Regions from separate parts of the Homo sapiens genome. Here all the other regions are linked to region 2. Evidence: chromatin loops called from intact Hi-C (ENCODE). Cell type or tissue: heart left ventricle. All regions are shown on one strand.

Region 1 (8,000 bases), 160 kb after region 2:
TGCACTCCAGGCTGGGCATCAAGAGTGAAACTCTGTCTCAAGGAAAAAAAATAAAAATTAAAAATGGGGTGGTTTTCCAAAACTATGAAACAAAAACAACATGCAGCTTTATAAAGACAATTTTTCTGGTGCTTACTTTATGTATCAAGATACTCATTGATGTTAAAAATATTGATTGAACATTTAATCTGTGGCAGACGCTATATTAGGTTTTAGAAGCACAGCATTGAACAAGATAGATACACAATCCCTACCCTGATTGAGCTTCCAGGCTATCAAGACAATTATACAATTAATAAAGTGTGATGAGTAGTTACCATAGAAGTATTCTCAGGGATAGAGGTCTTCTGCCTGCACTTGAACAAGAGCAGCGCTATATTGATTATAATTTGGGACTCCAGGTAAGATTTTGTTTGTAAACCTGGCTTCACTACCATATAAAAGTTTGAATACTGCCATTTATTTATCTGAATTTCATCCTAACAGCCTATTATGTAAATGAATGGCCATTGCGTATATAGTTATAACTATATAAGCTTTTTTTTTTTAAATTGAGACAGAGTCTTCCTCTGTCACCCAGGCCGGAATGCAGTGGTTCAATCACGGCTCATTGCAGCCTTGACCTCCCAGGCTCAAGTCATCCTCCCATCTCAACTTCCCAAGTAGATGGGGACACAGGTGCACGCCACCACGTCCAGCTAATTTTTAAACTTTTTGTGGAGACGGGGTCTCTCTGTTTTGCCCAAGCTGGTCTCGAACTTGTGTGCTCAAGAAATCCTCCTCCCTTAGTCTCCCAAAGTGTTGGGATTATAGGTGTCAGCCACCATGCCCAGCCTTATAAGCCTTATCCTCATTTTATAGTTGAGAAAATACAGTTAACAGAGTTAAAGAACAGAGTTAAAGTAACCCTTTTTTTTTTTTGAGATGGAGTCTCGCTCTGTCGCCCAGGCTGGAGTGCAGTGGCCTGATCTCGGCTCACTGCAAGCTCCGCCTCCTGGGTTCATGCCATTCTCCTGGCTCAGCCTCCCGGTAGCTGGGACTACAGGAGCCCACCACCACACCCGGCTAATTTTTTGTATGTTTAGTAGGGACGGGGTTTCACCGTGTTAGCCAGGATGGTCTCGATCTCCTGACCTCGTGATCTGCCCCCCTCGGCCTCCCAAAGTGCTAGGATTACAGGCGTGAGCCACCGCACCCCGCCGCTAAAGTCTTACGACAATTAAATTGCAAAGCCTCATTCCAAATCTCTGCTCTCTATATCACACCACAGTGCCCACACCCAAAATGGAATAAATCTTATTTCCCCAGAAGAGAGATCTCTAGTTAAGAAGTACAAAGCTCTGCCTTAGCCTTATCCAATATCCATTTTTTTTTATGAAAGAGATATATAGCATGCTGATAAAAAACAAAAAACACACCATCATCTCAATCAACATGGAAAAAGCATTTGAAAAACTCCTTTATAAGGCCGGGCGCTTTGGCTCATGTCTGTAATCCTAGCACTTTGGGAGGCCGAGGCAGGCAGATCACCTGAGGTCAGGAGTTCAAGACCAGCCTGGCAGACAGGGTGAAACCCCGTCTCTACAAAAAATGCAAAAATTAGCTGAGCATGGTGGCCTGCGTCTGTGGTCCCAGTTACCGGGTGGCTGAGGCAGGAGAATCACTTGAACCCAGGAGGGGAGGCAGAGATTGCAGTGAGCCGAGATCACACCACTGCCCTCCAGCCTGGGTGACAGAGGGAGACTCCGTCTCAAAACAAAAATCAAAAAACAACTCCCTTTTGAGAAAAACCGTCAACGCCAGAAGGGAACTTCCTCAACCTGACAAGGGCATCTGTGAAAAATCTGCAGCTTAACCTCATATTTAATGGAGAAAGACAGCCGGGCGCGTGGCTCACGCCTGTATTCCCAGCACTTTGGGAGTCCGAGGCGTGTGGATCACGAGGTCAGGAGTTCAAGACCAGCCTGGCCAACATGGTGAAAGCCCGTCTCTACTAAAAATACAAAAAATTAGCTGGGCGTGGTGGCGGGCGCCTGTAATCCCAGCTACTCCGGAGGCTGAGGCAGAGAATTGCTTAAAACCTGGAGGGGCGGAGCTTGCAGTGAGCCGAGATCGCGCCACTCGACTCCGGCCTGGGCGACAGAGGAAGACTCTGTCGCAAAAAAAAAAAAAAAAGGAGAAAGACATTGATTTTCCCCCTAAAGGCAGAACGAGACAAGGATGTCTGCTGGTAACACTGTCTTTTTTTTATTTTGAGACGGAGTCTTGCTCTGTCGCCCAGGCTGGAGTGCAGTGGCGCGATCTCAGCTCACTGCAAGCCCTGCCTCCTGAGTTCACGCCACTCTCCTGCCTCAGCCTCCCGAGTAGCTGGGACTACAGGCACCCGCCACCATGCCCGACTAATTTTTTTGTATTTTTAGTAGAGACGGGGTTTCACCATGTTAGCCAGGATGGTCTCGATTTCCTGACCTTGTGATCCGCCCGCCTCGGCCTCCCAAAGTGCTAGGATTACAGCCGTGAGCCACCGCGCCCCGCCAACACTCTTACTCAATATTGTACTGGAGGCTGAGCACGGTGGCTCACGCCTGTAATCTTAGCACTTTGGGAGGCCGAGCGGGCTGGATCACCTGAGGTCAGGAGCTCGAAGCCAGCCTGGCCAACATGGTGAAACTCCATCTCTACTAAAAGTACAAAATTAGCCGAGCGTGGTGCTGCATGCCTGTAATCCCAGCTACCCGGATGGCTGAGGTAGGAGAATCGCTTGAACCCAGGAGGTGGAGGTTGCAGTAAGCCAAAATCATGTCACTGCACTCTAGCCTGGGTGACAGAGTGAGACTCTGTCTCAAAAACAAAACAAAACAAACAAACAAAAAAACTTACTGCCACAGGCTGGAATGATTCACTGAATAAACAGTGAAATAAACATAAATAAAATAAATAAATATATTTTTAAAAATTTTGGTCTTACTTTGACCCCCCAGGCTGGAGTGAAGTGGTATAATCTTGGCTCATTTGCAATCTCGACCTCCGGGGTTCAAGAGATCCTCCTGCTTCAGCCCCCAAAATAGTTGGGACTACAGGTGCCCGCCACCACTCCGGCTAATTTTTGTATTTTTTGTACAGCTGGGGTTTCACCACGTTGCCTAAGCTATTTTCGAACTCCTGGGCTCAAGCCATCTGCCCACCCCGGCCTCTGAAAGTGCTGGGGTTATCTGCGTGAATCACCGCACCCGGCCAAACAAGATATTTAAATCTATAATTAACGTTTTTAGGTTTTATTTATTTTTTGAGACGGAATCTTGTTCTTGTTGCCCAGGCTGGAGTGCAATGGCAGGATCTCGGCTCATTGTAACCTCCGCCTCCCGGGTTCAAGCGATTCTCCCGCCTCAGCCTCCAAGTAGCCGGGACTACAAGCGTGCGCCACCATGCCTAGCTAATTTTGTATTGTTAGTAGAGACGGGTTTCACCAGTCAGGCTGGTCTGGAGCTCCTGACCTCAAGTGATCCACCTGCCTTGGCCTCCCAAGTTGCTGGGATTACAGGCTTGAGCCACCACGCCAGCCAAACAGGATATTTAAATTAAAGCCAAAATGGCCGGCGCGGTGGCTCACGCCTGTAATCCCAGCACCTTGGGAGGCTGAGGCAGGTGGATCACCTGAGGTCAGGAGTTCAAGACCAACCTGGCCAACATGGCGAAACCCGGTCTCTACTAAAAATACAAAATCAGCCGGGCGTGGTAGCACATGCCTGTAATCCCAGCTACTCAGGACGCTGAGGCAGGAGAATCAATTGAACCCGGGAGGCGGAGGTTGCGGTGAGCCGAGATCATGCCATTGCACTCCAGCCTGGGCAACAAGAGTGAAACTCGGTCTCCAAAAAAAAAAAAAAAAAAAGCAAAAATTAATGTGTTTAGATTTTAAGTCCAACTGGAGTTTGTTTATTGTTTCCCCACAAGTAATCCCAGCACTTTGGGGAGGCTGGGGCAGGAGGATCGCTTGAGCCCGGGAGATGGAAGATGCAGTAAGCTATGATCGTACCACTGTACTCCAGCCTGGGCAACAGATTGAGACACTGTCTAAAAAAAAAAAAGTCTAGGACTCAGTGAATGGCTAGACTAAGGCAGAAATCTTGCAGGGATTTGTCTTTTGATTCTGCATGGTTTCTAATCTTTATCAGGAGTTAAACATCCTTCTACAGGATAACTGCATCTAGAGGCAGGACTATATATAAGCAAAGGAAAAGTTCTTCGAAGAGGAAACACGAATCGCTCGTTTTAGGAAGTCAGTGCCTTGAAAAGCGCCTTGGGGTTGGGGGCTCGGGGCTGGGGGAGGGATAGCATTAGGAGAAATACCTAATGTAAATGACGAGTTGATGGGTGCAGCAAACCAACATGGCACAAGTATACCTATGTATCAAACTTGCACGTTGTGCACATGTACTCTAGAACTTAAGGTATAATAAAAATAAATAAATAAGTAAAAATGCCTTCAGCAGCCTGAAGTTCTAAGAGCTTTCCAAGTTTGGGAAGGTGTCCGGGTTTTCTGCGATTACTTCTCTGAGCATGAACGGAAGTCACCCTTTGTGCCTTATGCGGTGATTTTAATGATAGGTGTCATATATAGGACGGAGTAATCTGTTTACATTCTGTTCTTCTCGATGCACTCACAAGCGGGTAACTAGGTGACAAGAAAACAAAGATCTTATTCAAAAGAGGTCTTACAGCAACCCAACGTCTCATCTTCCCATAGTAAAGATGACGGCGCCTTGAGGTAAGCTACAGGCAACACCACTTCCGCGTTTCTCTTGCGCCCTGGTCCAAGATGGCGGATGAAGCCACGCGACGTGTTGTGTCTGAGATCCCGGTGCTGAAGACTAACGCCGGACCCCGAGATCGTGAGTTGTGGGTGCAGCGACTGAAGGAGGAATATCAGTCCCTTATCCGGGTTAGTTGTGTTTCTACAGTCTAACGCGTAGCATAAGGGTTGGGAGAAATCAGGTGTCCTCAATAATAGGCTCCGTGTGGAAGCCGCTTCCGGTTTTTAAGTTTAACGCCCAAATTCATAGAAATGGGACTATTGTGGGGCTCGGGGACTAAGGAGGGATGGTGGGGAGAGGGCAAAAAAGACTCGGGTGAGGTGCACAGTGGGGCCAGACCTTGCGGCTAAAAGCAGCAGTTATTTTAGGGATACGCTTCCCCAGAAGGTGACGTGTCTCCCTGGCTACAGGTGTTTGTTCACCTGGATGTGAACAAAAATCCTCAGGGCGCCAACTCCCAGTCCGCATCTCTCTGCCCCCTTCTTCACTCTTCACTGTTTTGTTTGTTTGTTTGACGGAGTCTCGCTCTGTTGCTAGGCTGGAGTGCAGTGGCGCGATCTCGGCTCACTGCAACCTCCGACTCCCGGGTTCAAGCGAGTCTCCTGCCTCAGCCTCCTGAGTAGCTGGGACTACAGGCGCGCGCCACCACACCCAGCTAATTTTTGTATTTTCAGTAGAGACGGGGTTTCACCGTGTTGGCCAGGATGGTCTCGATCCCCTGACCTCGTGATCCTGATCCACCCGCCTCGGCCTCCCAAAGTGCTGAGATTACAGGCGTGAGCCACCGCGCCTGGCCTCACTCTTCACTCTTTCAAGCCACATTAGGGCTGAAAATTCAAGTAGGTGTTAACTACAGAGAGTTGGGGAGTTTAGCTCATAGTTAGAAACGGGCTGTCTTCTCAGTTATCTCTACTGTGGAAGGTGAGAAAAGTTTGTCTTCCTTGTAGTTTCTGCCTGCTTCAAAGACCAGCAGTTCTAGTTCTCCTACCTCATGTATTCATTCACTAAAAAAAAAAAATTACTGTGCATATAGAACCTAGGGAGGAGATACCAAGCCGAATAAGGAGGAACTTACTGAGGTAGACAAAACCAGATCATTATAATACAGTGTTTAAGTGGAGAGAGACTGAGACAGATATGGACAGATATAAAGCGAGAAATGGCTAGGATGTTTTGAGAGCATAAGAGGAGACATCCAGTTTGCATTCGGTCACGGAAGGTTTCCTGGAAGAGGTAATGCTTGAGCTGAAACTTAAAGAGTAAACATAAGCTAGCCTGATAAAACATAAGAGTAGAAGGACATTCAAGCCAAAAGGGACAGCATGAGCAAAGGCATAGAATCTAGAAACGGCACAGGCACCAGCATGATGTGTTTGAAGAAACAAAGTAGCTCAGAGTTGTTAGAGCATCAAATGTGAGGCAGGGAATGGTAGACAAAGCTAGGAGACATATTTGAGCACTTGAATTTTCTCTTGGAGGCTTTGGGATACCGTTAAAAGTTATTAAGCTGAGGAATTACATGGCCGATTTGGGTTTAGATCAGTCACATTGGCAATAAGGGGAAAATACAATTGACAGGGACAAGACTGAAGGTAAGAGACAAGTTAGGCTGTCATTAATCTCAGCGAAACAAAAGGCAATCTAAACTAGGCAGTTGTGAGGATAGAGAGGAGAGGTAGATTTGTAGAATATTCAGAAGGTAAAATTAGCATAACATGGATTAGTGTAGTAAGGGATAGGGAGGGTCAAAGATGATTCCCAGGTTTTTGCCTTGGGTGAATGCTCATACTGCCACCTGAAATTGATAATTCAGGAGGATAATTCAGGAAGTGTATCCAAAGGAATATAAAAAATTCCAGATGGAAATGCTGAGTTTGAAGTACCTGTGAAATGAAGGTCAAAACGTCAACATACAGTTGGATACTAAAGGCTGAAGTTCTGAGGAAAGATCTGGACCAAAGATGAAAATCTGGGAGTCATTAGCCTGTGGGTGTTAGTTGAAACCAGGACTATATGAGGCTAGAAGGGAGTTACCCAGGGAAGGAGTCTATCATTAAATGAGTTGTGGGCTGAGGGCAGACACTATCAGAGAAGTGAGAGGAGAATCCAGATGGTATCTTCAGGTCTTTTGTGCTTGCTAAATTGAGTGGAGCCCATTCTATTCTCTGTTCTGGGCAGACCCCCACTTACCAGTATAGCCTTGTCTTCAGCTTTGCTAATGTTAGAAAAATTAGGTAAACATATTAAGAAAAAGTAGGCTGGGCGTGGTGGCTCACGCCTCTAATCCCAGCACTTTGGGAGGCCAAGGTGGGCGGATCACGAGGTCAGGAGATCGAGACCATCCTGGCTAATATGGTGAAACCCCATCTCTACTAAAAAAAAAAAAAATACAAAAAATTAGCCGGGCATGGTGGCGGGCACCTGTAGTTCCAGCTACTTGAGAGGCTGAGGCAGGAGAATGGCGTGAACCCAGGCAATGGAGCTTGCAGTGAGCCGAGATTGCGCCACTGCACTCCAGTCTGGGTGACAGAGCGAGACTGTCTCAAAAAAAAAAAAAAAAAAAAACCGGCTGGGTGTAGTGGCTCACGCCTGTAATCCTAGCACTTTGGGAGGCCAAGGCAGGTTGATCACCTGGGGTCAGGAGTTCGAGACCAGCCTGGCCAACATGGCAAAACCCCGTCTCTACTAAAAATACAAAAATTATCCGGGCATGGTGGTGCACGCCTGTAATCCCAGCTACTCAGGAGACTGAGGAAGGAGAATCGCTTGAACCTGGGAGGTGGAAGTTGCAGTGAACCCAGATTGCGCCACTGCACTCCAGCCTGTGCGACGGGAGCGAGATTCCATCTCAATAAAAATAAAAAATAAAAAAAATAACCACATACTTTTCTTTTGAGGAGAGGGGGACTGCCCTTGGCCCCAACTACTCTCTCAAAGACCTCATTCTCTGCTTTCAGTATGTGGAGAACAACAAGAATGCTGACAACGATTGGTTCCGACTGGAGTCCAACAAGGAAGGAACTCGGTAGGTAGACCCTCTTGGGAGGTGTGGGGTGGGAGTCTTATATGAGTTAGGCAATTTGGTATCCTAGCGCCCACTACCAAAGCTGCCCTGTCACATGTTAGCTGTCTCCACTCCCACAGCGCCAGAGTTCCCCAGTTCCCATCCTATGAGTCTCCCAGGCT
Region 2 (8,000 bases):
TTTCCCTGAGTCTTTATTATCTGGGCTTAATGCTGATTCTTCAGAAGTTTCTACATGACAAAATTTTAGGTCCCTTCACCCTCCAGATCACTCCTCTGAATATATTCATTTGTTGATAATGCCCTTAAAGTTTGGCACTTAAGACAGAACTTGATGCAGGGGAAGGGTGCTGTCAGCAGAGTGCCTCCCTAGTTCTAAAAATTCTACATCTTTCCTACTTTATCTATGAAGAGTTGACTTTTTGAACCCAAAGGCAGAATCTGACTTATTACTATTGAATTTCAATTCAATAAAATTTAATAAGCTGGAGTTTACCATTCCTGACTATTTGAATCCTCATTCTGCACACTGAGAATGTTGCAATTCCTACTAACTCCTTGCCGTCCACAAATATGATATGCATGCCTTCTGTTTTTCATCCCGGTCACTGGCAAAATTGCATTAAGTTTTATCCTTTACTCCAGAAGGTGGCACTCATAGGCCCTCCATTTCATAAAGAGCCTCATACTTAATATGCCTCACTCTGTCCAGAGTCTGTCTGTTGGGATAGCAGACTCAAGTGAGATTTTGTCACACTTCAGGGGAAACCGTAGGTCAAACATCATCACTTTTTTTTTTTTTTTTTTTTTTTGAGACTCAGTCTCACTGTCACCCAGGCGAGAGTGCAGTGGCGCCGTCTCGGCTCACTGTGATGTCTGCCTCTCAGGTTCAAGCAATTCTCGTGCCTCAGCCTCTCGTGTAGCTGCAGTTACAGGCACACACCACCACCCCACCCAGCTAATTTTTGGTTTTTTGTTTTTTTGTTTTTTGAGATGGAGTTTTGCTCTTGTTGCCCAGGCTGGAGTGCAATGGCGTGATCTCGGCTCACGCAACCTCTGCCTCCCGGGTTCAAGCGATTCTCCCGCCTCAGCCTCCTGAGTAGCTGGGATTATAGGCATGCACCACCATGCCCGGCTAATTTTTGTATTTTTAGTAGAGACAGGGTTTCTCCATGTTGGTCAGGCTGGTCTTGAACTCCCAACCTCAGGTGATCCGCCCCCCTCGGCCTCCCAAAGTGCTGGGATTACAAGCGTGAGCCACCACAACTGGCAATTTTTGTATTTTTCATAGAGACAGGGTTTCACCATGTTGGCCAGGCTGGTCTTGAACTCCTGACCTCAAGTGATCTGCCTGCCTCAGACTCCCAAAGTGCTGGGATTATAGGTATGAGCCACCGCGCCCGGCCCCAGCATTACTTTTAATGTTCTCTCTCCTCAAACCCAGATACCCACCTCTACAAAAAAAAAGTTAACTTCTGTTTCCACTCCTCCTCCTTCATTCTTTTCCATTCTGGGTCACTGAGCAGGATATAGGTTACCCAACCTCCCCTCCCCAGGATCTTAATCCCGGACCTACCATTTGCCTAGTACTGGTTGTGTGAACTTGGGCAAATTCCTTAGCATTTCTCTGCCTCTCTTCCCCATCTGAGAAACAGAGATAGTAATAGTACCCAGTAAATAAGTTAATGGATGATAGTAGTAAGAAAAAATGGGCTAGGCACGGTGGCTCACACCTGTAATCCCAGCACTTTGGGAGGCCAAGGTGGGTGGATCACGAGATCAGGAGTTTAAAACCAGCCTGGCCAAGCTGGTGAAACCCTGTCTCCACTAAAACTATTAAAAAAAAAATTATCCGGGTGCAGTGGCAGGCGCCTGTAATCCCAGCTGCTCGGGAGGCTGAGGCAGGAGAATCGCTTGAACTCAGAGGGAGAAGTTGCAGTGAGCTGAGATCGCTCCACTGCACTCCAGCCTGGGTGATAGAGTAAGACTCAGTCTCAAAAAAAAAAAAAAAGAAAGAAAAGAAAAGAAAAAATGTTCCGTTTCATATCAGATTTTCATAGCTAGTACCAGAGAAGGGGTAATAAGCTGGAAAAGCTAAAGAATTGGATATTTTTTAATGCAAATTGTTGTTTTTCTTCATTTGTCTACTTTATTAAGCTGTCCTCAGGCCCCAAGAAACATACTGTCCCCTCATTTAGAAACAGACTAACTCCGTTTTCCTCCACTATCCCCTCCCCTGTCCTTGATCTGTAGATCCTGTTAAGACAGGAAAAACAGTGTTGGTCAAAGGGTACACGCTTTCAGTTACAAGATGAACAAGTTCTGAATACGTAAGATAGAACATGGGAGGTGATGTGGCCGGGTGCAGTGACTCACGCCTGTAATCCCAGCACTTTGGGAGGCCGAGGTGGGCGGATCATGAGGTCAAGGGATCGAGATCATCCTGGCCAACATGGTGAAACCCCGTCTCTACTAAAAATACAAAAATTAGCTGGGCATGGTGGCACACGCCTATAGTCCCAGCTACTTAGGAGGCTGAGGCAAGAGAATTGCTTGAACCCAGGAGGTGGAGGTTGCAGTGAGCCAAGGTTGTACCATTGCACTCCAGCCTGGCAACGGAGCAAGACTCCCTCACACACACACACACACACACACACAAAAATGGTGATGTGTTAATTGACCATGGCAATCATTACACAAATGTATGTGCATATCAAACCATGTTGTATACTTTGAAGAAAATAAAAAAACGACAGGAACAACAAACACATCCTTAACACTCAATCATTTTATCCCAGATTATGCTGAGTTCATGTCTCAGGGGAAACACCAAAATCCATGGAACTGCTCTCATTTTTTATCCCCTAAATGTCACTTTAACATAGGAAATGTCCATTGTGGGGTTATTTGCATTTAAACACAGGCCAATGAAAAAAGCTAAATTAAAACGTAATTATCAAGGTAATGGAAAGATATCCTAATCTCTTAATTAACAAGACTATCAGGAATATTTTGAATGTCCAATCACTCTAGGAGTCCCAATTCTCTTAAGGTAAGAACTTCAGGATTTAAACAAACTCAATGTGAAAATAAACATTTATTATAAAAATTAGTTTTGACATTTTAAAGTGAATGCAGACAAGGTGTTTTCCAGTTCAAAAGGTCCATTGTAAGCTAGAGAAGTAAATTCCAAGGCTGGCAATAACTGACTCATATTCTTCACAAGTGGCCTAGACAATAAGGAACCATTCACCTCAAATTCACAGAGCCATGAATCACCTCTGCTTCCCCATGACCTTTTCCATATCCTTCCTACTCTGTCTTCCAACCATGACACAGAACTGAAACATACTTTAAAAATCTCATCCTTGGCTAGGCACGGTGGCTCACATCTGTAATCCCATCACTTTGGGAGGCCAAGGCAGGCGGATCAAGAGGTCAGGAGTTTGAGACCAGCCCGACCAACATGGTGAAACCCTGTCTCTACTAAAAACACAAAAATTAGCCAGGCATGGTGGCACGCACCCGTAATCCCAGCTACTCAGGAGACTGAGGCAGGAGAATGGCTTGAACCCGGGAGGCGGAGGTTACAGTGAGCCAAGATCATACCACTGCACTCCAGCCTGGGTGACAGAGCGAGACTCCGTCTTTAAAAAAACAAAACAAAACAAAACAAAAAACAACAAACTCATCTTTACTGAACCATTTCATAAGCTCTACTTTATTTGTCTAGTTGGATTTCATTTCTTCTGGAAAATTTATTGTTTATTGGCATGTGACCCTTGACTGATGGCTTCATTAGCATTTTGTTTTTCTTTTTGGATCCTTAATAGAAAACTCAATTCTGTTAGGGATTTCCAAATAGGATAGGGCAAAGTCGCACTTAGTATATCCTCCACAGAAAGAAAGAAGCAAAATCAAGCCAAGAGGGCCCTTTACTTGTCCTCTTGCTAAGTTAATAAATAGACTGGTGGATGGTGGTAGATGGAGAAACAAAAATGTAAGGGCAGAGAAGGGTCCAAATGGGGAGGAAGAAAGCAATGACAGCCAGGCTGTCCGGCTCATTCCTGTTCATTCACATGCAGACCACCCATGATCTGGTCTTCAAATTTCTTCTGAATTCCACCCCACTAAATACAGTAGCAGTTACTACTTTAAACTACTACTAAAGCACTTGTTCTCCAAATGACCTGAGAAATCCCCTTGCCTCAGCTCTGGGACAGTAGTTCCTACAGCTGTAGGGAGGTCTGTTAATGCACCTGGCTGAACAGGAGGTACAAGAGTAAGTACCTTCTCTCACTTGGTGGAACAGGCCAAGGAGATCCCCCAAGTACAGCATCAGCTTCACCCTGTGTACCTTCCTCCAGCAAAGGAAGGCCTGGCCACAAGAGGGCTCTGGAATGAAGGCCTGAAATTCAGAAGCTCTGCCTTGAGATAAGAACCAGGAAGGGGCAGGACCAGGCACTGGGAACCAGCCCCAGGTTGCTGGGAAGCAAGGCTTTGAGGCATTTTCCTGTTGTACAAAGGAGCCTAGGAACCCTCAAAGACCTTTTCCCCTACTTACTTCCCACAAAAAAGAGCCTTGACAAACCAAGGTTTTATTTCCAGCAACATTCAGCTGATACAAACACATAGAAATACAATCTCACCAAAGAGCTAAGAAGCCCTCCAACACACGCCCAATTTCAGCATACAGCTAAGACTACACAACACACACACAAGCTCAACAAAGAGCTAAGACCACTACACACATCTCCACAGCACCACAGGCACATCTCAAAAGGGTCTGTCCAGTAGTTCCAGCCAAGGGAAGGGTGATGGCCTAAGCCACCAGCTCCAGCTTTCTTTTCTTTCTTTTTTTTTTTGAGCTGGAGTTTTGCTCTTGTTGCCAGGCTCCTGAGCAGCTGGGATTACAGGCATGCACCACTATGCCTGGCTAACTTTGTATTTTTAGTAGGGTTTCTCCATGTTGGTCAGGCTGATCTTGAACTCCTGACCTCAGGTGATCCGCCTGCCTCAGCCTCTGGGATTATAGGCGTGAGCCACTGCGCCCAGCCTCCAGTTTTCTTTTCTTTAGAGCAGCGGTTTTAAATCCTTTTGGCTTCAAGTTCTCTGAAAATTTACTATGCTCTCCACAACAAGAGCTCCCATTTTCCACAGACACAGTCAATGTCAGTCAGCTTGTATTCAGGAGGACAGGGCAGAGGGATCCCAGTGGCACTTCCCATGGGAAGACAGAAGAGAGTGGGCCCCAGAGATGGAAGGACCCCAGTGTCATCACCAAACAACCATTTCAGCCGCTCTAGCCTCTAATTCCCGCTCTAGAACAGCTGGCCCTGGTCGTCAGTACACAAGGAAAGAGCCCAGAACCAAGCTCAAGATACCTATTCAAAGATCCCTGCCAGCCAGGTGGGCAGTTGAGTGCAGATTCCTGCGACCCCCGCCATTTTTGCTGTCTACTTAGAAGGGAAGTCAATGGCATACCCAGGATTCCTTCCTGATCCCTCAAAGAAATGGGGAATAAACACTTTAAACAAGTTCCAGGCCACTCAGCAGTGGTAGGAAAGGGAGGGAGGGCATGAAGGAGGATGGGGCACATAGCTGACATTATTAAAAACACATCCGAAGAAGTAGGGGGCCCTGTGGGGTGTAGAAGACAAATAAGGCATCCTGTGAAACTACAGACATCAGGGGCCAGAGTCCGGTAGCACCTGAGTAAGGCAAATGCAGATGATAGGCGGTGAGCCGACCAGGCTCACACCAGGAATGACGAGGTCTGTTTGAATTCTCCCTGCAGAAATAAAACATCCAGTCAACTCTCAATAGTCTTCTTTAGCTGATAATCCCCAAAACACATAAACATGGGCTAGAAATCTCCTCACTCCAGCCCCAGGTGGCCCACCCCTGCCCAGGGGAGGCATACTCACTTCACTTCGGGCACTAGGCTGGCTGTAAATCACCTTCTTACTCGAAGTCCTGTGAACAAGCCAGAAGACAGAGACACTCAGCCACCTAGGTGCTTATTAACCTCCCCTTGCCAACTTTAAAGGCCAGAAGCGAGAATGCTACAGAAGCACAGAGTGCGCAGCAGACAGGTATGGGTGGGGTAACAGGACAGACCCAGGGCCAAGGCCACAGAGAAAGGGCTGGATATCCAAATGCCTTCCCTCCAAACTGGTTGCTTCTGCCTTCAACCCATTCCCCTAGGCCCACTTCAGCTTCAAACCACATGCATCCATGCTCTCAAACTTGGAGAACCCCAGGACAGCACCTCACTCACCCTTTCTTTGTTCCTGAAAGAGAAGAAATGGGATCATGAGTGTCAGCAGGACAGAAGACAGCATGGCTTGGGAAGATGGAGGGGCAGGCCCCCAGCTCTTGGTGTTAGATGGGTGATCAGTGTTCCCCAGGGGACAACACCCACACACATGAGCACAGTATCAGGGTCAGTACTCAGATGACACCCATGCCAGGCCCTGGGATGGGGGCAGTACAAAGGAGAGCCTCTGGGGGCAGATACTTACTGTCAAAGTGGCCTCGGCTATAGGCAAACCAGATGCCAAAAACCAAGATTCCCAGGAGAATCAGGGTTACAAGGACGGCTGCCACGATGACCCCCACATTCCGCTCCACTGCGAGACACAAATAAGAAGTCAGGCACGGGGATACTCACTCACGGCACCTACAGTATCACCAATGGCAGGATGAAAAGCAGACCCCAATCCCCACCCCAGGTCTGGGCTCAAGCCCTAACTCTCACCAGCTTCCATGCGCACAGCATTTGAAGTCATGGGTGTCCCATACCCATTCCGTGCCTCACAGCTGTATTCTCCAGTATCAGAGGCTGACAGGGGATCAAAGACCTGAGGAAGGAAAACAAATTGGCTTCCTGCTGAAGAAGCAAAATAGACATTTTTTAATGTCTCTTGACCCCAGTTCCAAGTTCACCCTGTTGCCTGTTCTTCCTCCCACCTTTTGGGGTTCTATAACTGCATCCCCCACACATCTTTCACCACCACCCCATACATACCAGCTCTCCTGTTGTGGGATTCAGGACATAGGAAGAGTTGCTGAAGGCACGGGTGCTTTTGGGATTCGTAGGCATCACTATCCCATCTTTGAACCAGGTGTATTCAGAAGGTGGGGAACCATCTTGTTCTGAGCATGTCAGCACTGCCCGGTTCCCAATGGTGGCAGAGGAGGGGATGTTAACTGTAGGCTTGGATGGAGGCACTGTGGAAGAGAAAGACAGAAGGTGCTGAGTACAGGGTGGGGGCTGCTTGAGTCTAAGTAACCAACTACAATGGTACCCCCAACTACTCAGCTCAAGCCTCCTACTCTCACCATGCCCCTGGCTGCCACCTAACCAGGGGCTCATCTCCCTCTCTGGCAGCTCCAGGACTCTGAATAGCCCACCTGTGGGTATTCTCACCATCAAAGAGCTCCAAAGTGCAGCAGAGCCTGCTATGAGAAGTAACTAACTCCAGGCCCACCCAGAAGACATGGGGCACGTACCAAGCACGATGAGCTTGACCTTGACCTCCCCATAGCTGTTGCCGCCTTCCTCAGAGACCATACAAGTGTATGTCCCAGTGTCTTCCCGTGTCACGGACTTGAAGGTGATACCAGTTGGCAAGAAGGTCACCCGGTCCTCATAGGAAGCTACCACAAGAGGAGGCAAGAGCAAGGACAGAGTGAACTGGAGAGCTAAGGGAGGCTGATGAAGGGGGCATCCAAGGTACGCAAGTGCTCTCCTCTTCCCCCAGAAAGGGGGGTAGGAAGGCCATGAGGACTTCAGCCCCAGGGTGTGCCCTGGGATAAGGGCACAAAGTCTGGATCGTAGAATCCAGGCATGATAATCCCTCCACAACCTAGGCAATCAGGAAGGAGGAGAAGCAACTCACCTGTGATCTTGTTATTATAGCAAACGAGTCTGGTGGTGTCTCCTTGGTCAAACTTCCACTCCACACGGGGAGAAGAAAAGCCCGAGTAGGCACAGGACAACTTCACAGCTGCAGACAGGGTCAAAATGAGCCGAAGGAAGAAGCAGCAGCAAATACACGAGATGGGGAACAGCCCCAAACTGCAGGCTGGGCTGGGTGCTCTCTAGATCCCCAGGCGGCCGGCAACTGCTCACCCTCACACCCTCCATGGCCCCTCCCAACTCACGATTATTCTCAG
Region 3 (8,000 bases), 140 kb after region 2:
TTGAAATTATTTTATTATGCACATATTATTTTACAGAAAGCTACTTTTTTTTTTTCTTTTTTGAGACAGTCTCGCTCTGTCACCCAGGCTGGAGTGCAGTGGCACATCTCAGCTCATTGCAACCTCTGATTCCCAGGTTCAAGCAATTCTCCTGCCTCAGCCTCTTGAGTAGCTGGGACTACAGGTGCACGCCACCATGCCTGGCTAATTTTTTGTATTTTTAGTAGAGACGGGGTTTCGTTATGTTGGCCAGGCTGGTCTCAAACTCTTGACCTCGTGATCCACTCTCCTCGGCCTCCTAAAGTGCTGGGATTACAGGCGTGAGCCATGGTACCTGGCCAGAAAACTACTTTTTAGAAAGCCCTGTGATATATAGGCCAGAAATTCTGAAACATCAACATTTCGGTGGTAGTTGAAGCCATAGATTTGGATAAGCTCCCCAGAAAAGAGCAGAGGGCTAAGAAGAGTGCTCTCGGAAATTCCAACATTTAAGGCACAAGTAGAAAAAGAGCTCTTGGAGAATCTTTGAAAAGGAACAGCGAGTGAAGAAGAAGAAAACCTGGGAGATAATTGTCACAGAATCAAAGGGAAGAGTATTTCAAGGGGGTGGATGTTGAAAGTGTCAGATGTCCCCACAGAGGCAGCTGATAGGAAAGGTGCTCTTACCTCTGAACCTAGGTTTCTTGGAAGCTTGGCACAAGAGTCAAATCCAGATCTTGAACCTTTCCCCAAGTATCACTGGGCAGTACAACCCCCAGGCTATTCTGCCCTTATGCATCATGGCTGCCAGTCCCAGTCTTTCAGTGAGTCTTCAAGTCAACACCAGCCAGTGCTGGCACCATCAATCTTACTACACTTAATAATGATACCCTGGCTGGGTGTGGTGGCTCACACCTGTAATCCCAATACTTTGGCCAGGAGTTCAAGATCAGCCTGGGCAACATAGTGAGAGACCCCATTTCTACAAAATTTTTTTTTAATTAGGTGGGTGTGCACTTGCCTGTAGTCCCAGCTATTTGGGAGGCTGAGGTGGGAGGATCACCTGAGACTGAGGAGTTTGAGGTTGCAGTGAGTCCTGATGGCACCATTGCACTCCAACCTGAGTGACATAGCGAGACCCTGTTTCAAAAAAAAAGAAGAAGAATGCTACCCTCTCCCAGTCCTTACTATGGCCCTGAAGCTGCCATCAACAAAAACCTGTTTTTCTAGAAATGGTGAAATTAAGGAATTGAAAGTGGGAGTATTCGTTGGAGTTGGAGGTCAGGAACTAACTGTATTTTTCATGGGTTTTTGTAAAACCTCCCAGGATGATAGTAAGAGTTGGCACAAAAAGAGGTTAATAGGTGCTGAAGGCTGGGTTTGGAGGATCACTTGAGCCCAGGAGTTTGAGGCTGCAGTGAGCTATGATTATTGCCACTGCACTACAAAAAGAAAAAGAAAAAAAAAAGGTGTTAAAGGGCAGTAAAGCCAGATGGCATAAGCTTCAAAGGGAGAAGAATTTTTGCAAGAGGATGGAAGCACAGTGGTCTAAAAGTAGCAGTGGGTAGCAAAGAGAAAGCTGATACCTTGCCACGCCTTCCTACAGGAGCAAGAATAAACAGCCTGTAGAAGGTTGAAGGGAAAAGGTGTTCATTAATTGGGGAAAGTAAAAAATTTCTACCTCACCTCTGACCATTTTTTCCTCTATACCCACTGGAACACTTTTCTTTTGTAAACAATCTCCCTTATGTATTCATTGTCTTCGTAGATTGCTCCTTAGCTTTTCCTAGAGGAATAGCCATCAGGACAGAGGTAGCTGTGATGTGTGGAATGCAGATGTAATCCACATAAGCCCGCAAAAAAGACAGACACAGGCACTACTTCTTAAAGGAGAATAATATTCTCCCTCCGTATCCATATTCTGAAGTGGTTTGACACTCAGTAGTCTTGGCACCATGATGGTAATTCCTTTCCATGAACCCACCTCTCCTCTCCAAACCTAACCCAATTCCATTCAGAGGATTAGAGAAAGCTGAGGATTGCCTTTTCTAGTCATAGTATGATGTCCAGTCTGCTTATTGCAACCAATGGGGAAGAGAACAGATCACTTTCTTCACTGAGAATGGAAAGCTTAGCCAGGCACGGTGGCTCATGCCTGTAATCCCAGCACTTTGGGAGGCTGAGGCAGGAGGATCACTTGAGGTCAGGAGTTCGAGACCAGCCTGGCCAACATGTTGAAACGCCATCTCTACTAAAAAATAAACAAATTAGCTGGGTGTGGTGGCATGCACTTGTAATCCCAGCTACTCGGGAGTCTGAGGCAGGAGAATTGCTTGAACCTGAGAGGTGGAAGTTGCAGTAAGCCAAGATCACGCCACTGTACTCCAGCCTGGGCAACAGAATTGAACTCTGTCTCAAAAAAAAAGAATGGAAAGGTGAAGGAAGGGCTGAGATTTGCCTTCATTAGGCCTTCCAAAGTAATCTGTCTTCCCCTGCAGGACTCACAGAACTCAGTTCTTTTCCCTGGGGCCAGACTTCAATGACCAAATTTTCCAAATTCCAAACATTGGGACAGTTGCCTGGCCAGCTGTTCCTAAACTAGTCAGTTTATTTGGAGGGATATTTTCTGCTTGGGGAGCCCTGGAAGTTCACTCTTTCAACATGAAGTCCTAAGATCGTAACGCCAACAAAGAGAGCTGTGCAGATTTCCTGAGCTAAGCCAAAGGGACCTCCTGTGTAGAGATGGGCACCCTCATGTCCATCACTGAGAAAAAAATATTTCAAACAGTTTAGAGTTTTTTGTTAGCTATAGCTAGACTGCTGTTCCTCCTTAGCTTAAACTATACATCATCTGTACAGTTAAAACAAAAACTTCATCTCTTGCCTTATGAACCACCCTCTCCTTAATTCAACTAAAAACTTGGGGGAACTTCCTCTGAGAAGATTGAGAACCCTGTGTAGAATTCTCTTGCGGAAGTCCTCTGCTTGTTATGTTTCTTCCTTTACATTAGTTCCTGTCTCTTCCTCAGCTGAGAAAACATCCCTCCAGCTTTCAAAGACTGGCCCCTTCAGCTCTATCCTGATGCCCATCCTTTTCTACTTATCAAAACACTACTCCCACAGTTACCTCTTCCTTCACTGGAATCTGTAACCTGGAACCCTTCAGCTATCCACAGGCTCACATTTCCACTGTGTCCTTAACTGTAGTTTTCAACTCCCTGTAATTCTCAGTAATTAGAAAGGCCTTTTTACTATCCTTAGATAAATCTCTTTGTAACTTCCATGTATTGGTTCTGTTTTTTCTCTCTGGGTCAACACATCATAGCCACATGTCCCTACTAAATATTTTTTTACAAGTCAGTGGTAGTACCAGTTTAGAGTAAAGCAGATCTGTTCTCTTTCTTGATCTGAATACTCTATTAAGGCTGCTTGTCCTAGTCCATGTTCCTTCCCAGGTCTGCCAGATTAATCTTTTCAAACCAGATATTCCCTTAAGAAGTCTCTATCTTGCTAGCACTAGCCCCTTGTCACAAGTATCCTCTTGACTCTTCCAGGGCCACTCGGATCCCTGTGTCCCTACCAGGGCTTTACTCTTCTGCTTTACTCTGCAGGGACTTGCTGACCTGATGATCTGCTCTATTCTTGGTTTCCTATTAACTCTAAGCTGCCCCAGTTACTCATTTTCATCCAGGCATTATACTACTGGCTCCTCCTAATTTCAGTTCAGCTTGGAACCTAGCTCTAAGTCCAGAACTAGAATTTATTGCAGTTCTGGCTTCTATGGCTCCCGAATAAAAGAGTAGGGACCTCGGCCACACATGGTGGCTCATACCTGCAGTCCCAGGACTTTGAGAGGCTGAGGCGGGTGGATTGCTTGAGTCCAGGAGTTCAAGACCAGCCTGGGTAACATGGCCAAACCCTGTCTCTACAGAAAAAAATACAAAAATTAGGCATGGTGGCATGTGCTTATAGTTCCAGCTACTCAGAAGGCTGAGGTGGAAGGATCACTTGAGCCTGGAAAGCCGAGGTTGCAGTGAGCCAAGATCGCACCACTGCACTCCAACCTGGGTGACAGAGCCAGACCCTGCTGCCTCAAAAAAAAAAAAGAAAAAGAAAAAAGGAGTAGGGACCACAATCAGTTGCTGAATCCTAGTGATCTGCTGTTCAAGTCGCCTCAACCTGTTCCCTTTTCTTCATTCCCCAGCTCTGACCCTCACTAATATGACAGGCAAGTTCCTTAACTTCTCTAAACTTGTTTTCTTATCTGTGAAAGAAATATAACATCCACCTTACAGATCATTGTTTTAATGATTATATTAAATGATGTATAGAAAGTGTTGCACAGGGCCTAGTGCTGGATAAATGTTACCTAATATTTATTATTGTATTATATATAACAAGTTTCACCAGGTTTCAGAAATTCAGCAGGCTCTTTATCAATGACTCTTTGCTGCCCCCATGGGGATGACTTTTTCCAAGTCATTGGTTATTCCAAAGACCGTAACATAAAACAACCCTGTCTCACCAATCCCACCAGTTAATTAGAGAATTAACCAATTTTTCTTTGGGTGGTTGTTCAATTAAGTAAAAATGCTCTTATATTCCAGACCATTCTTTTTCAAATAACATAACAGGCTGGGCGTGGTGGTTCATGCCTATAATTGCAGCACTTTGGGAGGCCAAGGCAGGTGGATCTCTTGAGGTCAGGAGTTCGAGACCAGCCTGACCAACATGGTGAAACCCCGTCTCTACTAAAAATACAAAAATTAGCCGGGTGTGGTGGCCCGTGCCTGTAATCCTAGCTACTCAGGAGGCTGAGGCAGGAGAATCATTTGAACCCGGGAGGCAGAGGTTGCAGTGAGCTGAGATTGTGCCACCGCACTACAGCCTGGGTGATAGAGCGAGACTCCGTCTCAAAAAAAAATTTTTTTTTAAATAAATAAATAACAATAGGCCGGGCGCAGTGGCTAACGCCTGTAACCCCAGCACTTTGGGAGGCCGAGGCGGGCAGATCACGAGGTCAGGTGATCGAGACCATCCTGGCTAACAAGGTGAAACCCCATCTCTACTAAAAACACAAAAATTAGCGGGGCGTGGTGGCGGGCGCCTGTAGTCCCAGCTACTCAGGAGGCTGAGGCAGGAGAATGGCATGAACCCAGGAGGCAGAGCTTGCAGTGAGCCGAGATCGCACAACTGCACTCCAGCCTGGGCAACAGAGCAAGACTCTGTCTCAAAAATAAATAAATTAAATAAATAAATAAATAAACAATAATAAGGTTATCAAAAGGTTGAAAGTAAAATTATAGGAAAAGATAAGCTATGCAACATAAACCAAAAGAAGCTTATGTTAAAATCAGACACAGTTGACTTGAAGGCAAAAAGCATTACTAGAAATAAGGACATTTTATACCAATAAGTTTAATTCACCAGGAAGTTAAAAAATAAATTTATTTATTTATTTATTTATTTATTTATTTATTTATTTATTTTAGACAAACAGCTTTATTTGAAAGACGGGGGACAGCCAAGTCCCCCTGACCCTGCGGTCCTGGCAACGTCGGTCTCAGGCGTAGGAGGACCAGTGTCCTGCGGAGAGAAAAATAGGGTTAGGGGTCTGCAGCCGGGGTCAGGAGTCAGGGGTCAGACCACGCGAGCAGCCACACCCGGGGGGAGGCCGCGGCCCCTGTCGGGGCCTGGGTTTCACCGTCGCACATGGCGGCAGCACGCGGTGAGCTGAGGCCCCCGGAGGCTCTTGCGCGCCGAATTTCACCCGCGGCCACGGCCAAAACCGGGGGTGATTTTCAACCAACGCCGGAAAACATTTCTAAATTTGTATGCACTTAACAAAACCTCAAATAATATACAGCACCGAGCTACAAGGAAAAATAGACAAGTTCACAATCATCGTAGGAGATTTAGCACACCTCTCTCAATTAATAGAGTATACTTCTTTCAGAACTGATAGAAAAAGTCAGGGCCAGGTGCAGTAGCTGATGCCTGTAATCCCAGCACTTTGGGAGGCTGAGATGGGAGGATTGCATGAGGCCGGAGTTCAAGACCAGCCTGGGCAGCATAGGGAGACCCTCATTTCTACAAAAAAAAAAAAAATTAGGGGCGGGCGCGGTGGGTCACGCCTGTAATTCCCAACACTTTGGGAGGCCGGGGCGGGCCTGAGTTCAGGAATTCGAGACCAGCCTGGCCAACATGGCGAAACCCCGTCTCTACTAAAAGTACAAAAATTAGCTGGGTGTGGTGGCGGGCACCTGTAATCCCAGCTACTCAGGAGGCTGAGGCAGGAGAATAGCTTAAACCCGGGAGGCGGAGGTTGCAGTGAGCCAAGATCGCGCCACTGCTCTCTAGCATGGGTGACAAGAGCAAGACTCCGTCTCAAAAAAAAAAAAAAAATATGCTGAGCATGGTTGTGCATGCCTATAGTCCCAGCTACCCAGGAGGCTGAGGTGGGACGATTACATGACCCCAGGAGGTTGAGGCTGCAGTGAGCTATGATGGCACCACTGTACTTCAACCTGAGAGACAAAATGAGACCAACTCTTTCTCTAAAAAAAAAAAAAAAAAAAAAGAGAAAGAATAAGAAAAAATCAGCAAGGATATAGAAAATTTAAATAACACGAGCAGTAAATTTGATTCAACAAGCGTATAGAGTCCACTATACCCAACGACTTCAAATTACAAAGCACATGTTCAAGCACATTTGGAACATTTAAGAAACTGACCAGATTGTTCTATAAAGCAAGTTTCAACAAATTTCAAAGGCTTCAAATGATGCAAAGTATGTTTCTTGCCTACATTACAGTGAGGCTAGAATCAGTAACAAAAAGGTAACTGGGAAGTCCCTATGTTTACAAGTTAAATACAGCCGGGCACAATGACACATGCCTGCAGTCCCAGCTACTTGGAGGCCAGAGGATCCCTTGATTCCAGGAGTTTAAGGCTGTAGTGTGCTGAATACATTTTTAAATGACCCACAAAATAAATCACAATTGGAGTTAGAAAATATTTTGACCTGAGTGATAATTTAAAATGTCACAAAGCATTCCGGGCACCATGGCTCAAACCTTTAATCCCAGCACTTTGGGAGACTGAGGCAGGTGGATTGCTTGAGGTCAGGAGTTGGAGACTAGCCTGACCAAATGGTGAAACCCCATCTCTACTAAAAATACAAAAACTTAGCCGGGCGTGGTGGTGGGCACCTGTAGTCCCAGCTACTCAGGAGGCTGAGGCGAGATAGTCACTTGAACCTGGGAGGTGGAAGTTTCAGTGAGCCGAGATTGCGCCACTGCACTCCAGCCTGGGTGACAGAGCGAGATTCTGTCTTAAAAAAAAAGAAAGAAAGAAAGAAAAAAGGGCCGGGCGCGGTGGCTCACGCCTGTTAATCCCAGCACTTTGGGAGGCCAAGGTGGGCAGATCACAAGGTAAGGAGTTTGAGACCAGCCTGACCAACATGGTGAAACCCTGTCTCTACTAAAAATACAAAAATTAGCCGGGTATGGTGGCGTGTGCCTGTAATCCCAGCTGCTCGGGAGGCTGGGGCAGGAGAATCGCTTGAACCCAGGAGGCAGAGGTTGCAGTGAGCGAAGGTCATGCCACTGCACTCCAGCTTGGGCGACAGAGTGAGACTCTGTCTCAAAAAAAAAAAAGAAAAAAGAAAAAAAAGAAAAGAAAAAAATGTGCTTAGAGGAAAATACATAGTCTTAAGAGCACATAAGAAAAAAGAGCCTGGATGTGGTGGCTTACACTTGTAATCTCAGTGCTTTGGAAGGCCAAGGAAGAAGGATTGCCTGAGGCCAGGAGTTTGAGACCAGCCTGGGCCACATAGGGAGACCCCTGTCTCTTTTAAAATAAGTAAGTTAATAAATAAATAAAAATTTTAGGATGAAAGAAAAGCTGAGAATTTGTGAGTTCTGCATCCATCTCAAGAACCTAGAACAGTGAATTACACTGAAAGGATTTAGAAGATTGGAAATGTGTACATAGAGATGTCTGGAAGAATATATACCTAA

The links. Hi-C counts contacts between places; a loop is a spot of excess contacts. Peaks named below come from ENCODE experiments on the same cell type or tissue, not always from the same donor. Only the 100,000 strongest peaks of a DNase experiment are listed, where the experiment ranks them.
Region 1: a loop joins it to region 2, with 5 times the contacts of the local background. A loop is called at or near these places in 10 of 110 quality-filtered maps.
Region 3: it touches region 2 in a loop (4-fold over the local background); 40 of 110 quality-filtered maps call a loop at or near these places.

The regions. Positions count from the first base shown.
Region 1 is chr1:161,149,179-161,157,178 of GRCh38, forward strand. It overlaps UFC1 (ubiquitin-fold modifier conjugating enzyme 1), which reads left to right and starts at 4,800. Exons shown (of 6, transcript NM_016406.4): 1 at 4,800-4,942; 2 at 7,772-7,839. The coding sequence starts at 4,820. RefSeq lists enhancers at 1,136-1,996, 4,382-5,162, 4,400-5,599, 4,488-4,537, 4,628-4,677 and 1 more. In heart left ventricle, no CTCF peak of the experiment used is centred here; a DNase peak (open chromatin) is centred at 4,833; H3K4me3 peaks cover 2,098 bases; H3K27ac peaks cover 1,161 bases.
Region 2 is chr1:160,993,297-161,001,296 of GRCh38, forward strand. F11R (F11 receptor) reads right to left here. Exons shown (of 10, transcript NM_016946.6): 2 at 7,989-8,000; 3 at 7,724-7,831; 4 at 7,335-7,481; 5 at 6,850-7,052; 6 at 6,580-6,682; 7 at 6,344-6,451; 8 at 6,100-6,112; 9 at 5,747-5,795; 10 at 1,915-5,610. The coding sequence ends at 5,575. Among named protein-coding and RNA genes, the nearest start is that of F11R, 24 kb to the right of the region's middle. In heart left ventricle, CTCF peaks have their summits at 457 (motif pointing right) and 4,209 (motif pointing right); a DNase peak (open chromatin) is centred at 4,235; H3K27ac peaks cover 638 bases.
Region 3 is chr1:161,135,548-161,143,547 of GRCh38, forward strand. LOC112543491 (linc-UFC1) reads left to right here. Exons shown (of 1, transcript NR_156734.1): 1 at 1-2,395. LOC124900457 (small nucleolar RNA ACA64) reads right to left here and starts at 5,789; the gene lies at 5,661-5,789. In heart left ventricle, a CTCF peak has its summit at 4,426; no DNase peak of the experiment used is centred here; H3K27ac peaks cover 267 bases.